2 separate regions of the Homo sapiens genome follow, and region 1 is linked to region 2. Evidence: read pairs that join two places in POLR2A ChIA-PET (ENCODE). Cell type or tissue: endothelial cell of umbilical vein. All regions are shown on one strand.

Region 1 (2,500 bases), 450 kb after region 2:
CAGTGAAAAGTCACTTAGATTATTGACAGCTGACTCAATGAATGAATGATCCAAGCTGGACTTAACAGGCTCAAATTGGCTGCAGGTAGCCCAAATTGCAGATCTGCAAAATCATGGGGCACATAAATGACTGTTACATAAGTCACTAAATTTTAGGATAGTTTGTTATACAAAAAAGGCTAACTGATACAGACATTGGTTCTTAGAGTAGGGTGCTACCATAACAAAAACCTAGAACATGCGGCGTTACCTTTAGGAGACTGGAGAAATGGTGAATAAATCATAATAAATTCTTAAAAATTACAATATGTACTGAAATGAATCCTTAAGAGTAAGACATCTACAGTATACAATTTATGGCGGTAATACAAGCACAACATTGAGTGTGATTATCTATCTTAAATTTTTCACCATAGATGTCTCGCTTGATTTATCCTAGTCCTGGCCACAGCTAGTAGTGGAAGCTATAATAGCAGAGATAAAGCTGCTATAGTAGGTTGAAAAAATGGCAACACATGTTTTGAGATAGAACAAAAATTGCCTGCAGTAAATTAAAAGAAAATAAACCTACTGCATCTAGTAGTGAAGATGATTTCCAGGCATAATGTTTAAAATGTCAGTTGGATTCTTTTAGCTGTGTGTGAAAAAAAAAAAAAAAAGAAGAGAGAGATGAGCTAAAGAAAGAACAGTTTAATTTGCATGCAGAATCTAGAGGGACTATAGAGGGACCAAAATTTGCTGTGTTAGAAAATAAAACTGCTCTTCAATTCCAGACTCTCAGCCATGAAAATATTCTTAAAGTAAAAAATGACCTCAGAGTAAAAATTAACTCAAACTACATAGCTAGGCTCATTTTGTTAAATATAACAATTTGTTAAATATAAGTCCTTTTGTTAAAATCTCTGAAAGAATTAAAACAATACCTAGTATACCTTCTCACTTTGATAAAAGTGCTTCTATGGATCTTAAGGTCATTAATAACCCACTAAAGCTAAATATGCCCAAATTGTAGAGAGGCCTGTTACATTATTAAGAAAAAAAAGAAAAAAGAAAGAAAAGCTGCTATGGTTGTTTTCTTTGAGACATGAAGAGGACACACATAAGATGCATATAAACTCAAAACAGTATTTAAGAGAGTTTTTTTTTGGCAAATACACTGCTAGCCTGGACTAAAATTTACAGAGATTGCTCAAAATGAAGAGACTTTTGAATCCCCAAACTCTTACGGCCAGGAACCTGGCTGATGAAGCTAGTCAGATGCAAACATGGAATAATTCTTATGGAATGTGAAGAATGTCCAAGACAGCAAGCTAAGGTCCCAGAAGTCAGAGCCAAGAGCCATGGAGAACAATGATGAATGAAGAAGCCACTCCAAGAGAGCATTAGAGGGCATGATACTGATAATCTACTCCCAGGGAGCAGAACATAGTCCTAATAGAAAATTGTGCTCTGTCCTTGAAGTAAGGGCATCTGCCAATACTTGCTGTCTGGATTTCAAAATTGCCATGAACAGGGATTGTCATGTGCCTCTCATTCTTATTCATTTTTAATAGGTGTGTGTATTGTATCTATTCTCCTAATATACAGTGGTGATGTGGAAGAGAATAACTGCAATAGACACACTTTAGGCTAAACAATGGGATAAGAACACATGTGATGGAAACAAAGACCTGTAAAGTGCTGTCACTTGCAGATGTTGGAAATCCTCCACCATCCTATGAACAAGCCCAGGACAGCCTGTTGGATAACGGTAGCATATGGTTCAGTTGTTACCATTACACAAGCAGACAGTCAACCAGTTCATAATAGCGACATTGTCTAATCTATTGGCAGCTGACTGCAGATGCAGAAGTAACCCAGGTGGAGAGGAGCAGAAAAGCCACCTGGAAGAAACCACAGTCTCAAGAGCTAAACAGTTGTTTAATAAGCCATTACGTTTTTATGTATTTTTTTTAAACACAGGAAAACCTAATTGATACAGACTACACATAAAATTGTGCTTATTTATAAAACAACCTTAATTTAAAACATTATTATTTATTATACTCTGACATAGTATGACTATAACCTCAAATGCTATTTTCTACAACATATATATGTTTCTCAACTTACACTTTCCATGGTTCAACACTATGTTGTTAAATGCATGAAGGCTGATGATTTATTTTATCATTTGGTGCTCTTCCCATTTAAATGCTCTTTGACTTAAATTATTTTCATCTAAAACATCCACTTACTTGATTTGTTTCTTCAGCTTTTGTCAGATGTGACTTTTGTTTATATGTCACTTTTGAGAAAAATTGACAATTATACTTATTATTTTGATTCATAAGTTTAAACCTCTGGCCATGTTTACTTGTTTATTTTATATATTATTTATTTTAGTTTTCACTCAAATATGAATTATTGGGAAATAATTGGGATTTCTCATGGGAAATAATTGTAATTTTTAATTTTATTTTTAATCAAATATTTCGTAAAATATATGTAATATATATAA
Region 2 (2,500 bases):
ACAGCCATTATGGAAAACAATATGGAGGGTCCTCACAAAAACTAAAAATAGAAATACCATGTGATCCAGCAATCCCACTGCTGGGTATATATCTAAAAGAAAGAAAATCAAGACATTGAAGCGATATCTATGTGCCCATGTTTATTGTAGTGCCATTTACAATAGCCAAGATATGGAATTCACCTAAGTGTCCGTTAACAGATAAGTGAATGAAGAAAATGTGATATATATACACACAATGGAATATTATCCAGCTATAAAAAGAATGAAATCCTATCATTTGCCACAATGTGGATGGAACTGGGGGATATTATGTTAAGTGAAATAAGCCAGACACAGAAAGACAAATATTGCATATTCTTACTCATATGTGGGAGCTAAATAAAAAGAGAAAAAAAATATCATGGAGACAGAGAGTAGAATGATGTTTACCAGAAGCTGGGAAGGAGGGAATAGAGAGAGACTGGTTAATGGGTACAAAAATATAGTTAGATAGAAGGAATAAGATTCAGTATTTGGTACCACAATAAGGTGACTATAGTTAACAATAATGTATGTGTATTTCAAAATAACCAGAAGAGTGGAATTGGAATGTTCCTAACACAAAGAAATAATACATGCTTGACATGATGGATACTGTAATTACCCTGATTTGATCATTACACATTGTATGCTTGTATCAAAATATTGCATTTGCCGTATAAATATGTACAACTATTATTTAATTAAAAAAAAACAAAAAACCCAATTACACTTTTATGTGGTTAGAATACTGTCTCTTTTTATTCTCTTTTCCCATTTCCTGCCTATCATGTATTCAGATAGCTGCAGGCAAGAAAAACATCTTCAAAAGTTATTTTGACTGAAATTAGCATCATTTTTAAGATTTAATCATTAAGATGTAATTAAAGTGCCATCATGTGTACTTTTAAATTGCTGATTGAAATCCACGTCTCAATGTAACCTTTTTCTAAACATCATACCTCTCTATACCAAACCCAAAAGCCCCACATTGTTTTAGATTTACTAATACAATCAACATACTATTCTACAACTCCAAAATATTCATTGAAAGCAATTTAATCCTTGTTGTTGTTGTTGTTGAATGGTTGCATGTTTAAGGGTATTTCTTTTCTAATATTGCGTGCAGATATTGTACTGAAACTATGAGAAAATAGGGCAAGGAGTGTAAGAGAATGCTGTTTATAATGATTTGTGGCACTCAGAGCCTTACATTGGGATATAATGCTAAATTGACTTTTGCAGAAATACACAACTTGTTGTGAAGCTTTGGACATTTTCCATAACCAGTGGTGCCAGATCCTGGAGGGGCTGGGCAGTCTGGGCAAAGACAAAGTAAACAAGTCAGTAGAAAAAACAATGATTAGAAAGACTGACCTCTGAACCATAACATCTCTGAGCTCCCAAAAAGGTCAACCTAAGTTTGGCAAATACTTCAATCCTCCTGGTGACATATAACCTTGGATGTTGATCACTCAAACTTTTATTGTTGTTTATATCTAGAAGCGCAAGTTCTGGGAGGATGCCAAAAGTTTTGTGGTTATGATGTGTGGGGTATATTAGTTGGCATTGCTGGCTTGGGAAATCTATTGTTCTGAAGTGGAAAACCTGCTTGTTTAACATTCTCTCTTCCCATTCTGGAAAAAAAAGTGTGACTAATTTTTTTCCAGAAACTATATATATATATATTTTTTTTTTTTTCTAGTAGACTTGGAAAGGAAATCAGAGAGTGGTTCTCTCAGTACTGAGGTGCCCAGACAAGACAATGGCACAGTTGAAATAAAAAACTGCAGAAAGACTGATGACAATCACTTACTTAAGCACCGAATACTGGAGTTGTAGCTTAGGTTGAAGGTTTGAAGGTGTCTGACACTGCCTTTTTTACCTTTATTTTTATTAAGAGAAGGCAAATAGGCTGTGATGTTTCTTTTTTTCTAAAGAAGTATTAGAACCTTGTTAATTATGGTAGAGTGAACATGGGCAGGAAAAGGAAAATATAATTTTAAGTATAATGGTGCATGCTGGAAACACAGATTGGCAAGCATATGGGATTCTGGCATCTGGACAGAAGCCTTCATTACCACCTGCTTCTCAGAGGTTACTTTGGCAATTTTTGCAGCAATTCCAGTGATTCACAGGTCTGGGCTAACAATTTTTAGCAAGCAGCTAAAGAGGGCACAGGAACATAGAGGCAGTTACTCAGAGCTTCTGTCCACACATTGGTTTCATCTTCCTGGGTATTATGTCACTTTAAGATAATCTATGTGCCACTATTTCATTGTGATAGCAGCAGATGTTACTTCATGCTAATATTTTTTACCTGCTTTATTCACCAGGTGACACTCAGTTTTACCTTGGGAATGAATTATCTCTTCTGGTTCCATGAGATGTGAGGAATATGTGAAAAGACTTGAGTTCTTGTGTGTTCTGAAGTGTGAAGACCTAACTGGTTACCTCCAGCTCTCCTTGACTTTCTCAT

The links. ChIA-PET counts read pairs that join two places held together with the same protein. Peaks named below come from ENCODE experiments on the same cell type or tissue, not always from the same donor. Only the 100,000 strongest peaks of a DNase experiment are listed, where the experiment ranks them.
Region 1: POLR2A ChIA-PET joins it to region 2 with 5 read pairs; 1 of 35 experiments calls an interaction of 5 or more read pairs at or near these places.

Annotation. Positions count from the first base shown.
Region 1 is chr3:144,676,007-144,678,506 of GRCh38, forward strand. No RefSeq gene overlaps it. Among named protein-coding and RNA genes, the nearest start is that of DIPK2A, 710 kb to the left of the region's middle. In endothelial cell of umbilical vein, no CTCF peak of the experiment used is centred here; a DNase peak (open chromatin) is centred at 1,215.
Region 2 is chr3:144,228,067-144,230,566 of GRCh38, forward strand. LOC105374140 (a long non-coding RNA gene) reads left to right here. Exons shown (of 8, transcript XR_007096124.1): 1 at 1-2,500. Among named protein-coding and RNA genes, the nearest start is that of DIPK2A, 260 kb to the left of the region's middle. In endothelial cell of umbilical vein, no CTCF peak of the experiment used is centred here; a DNase peak (open chromatin) is centred at 1,525.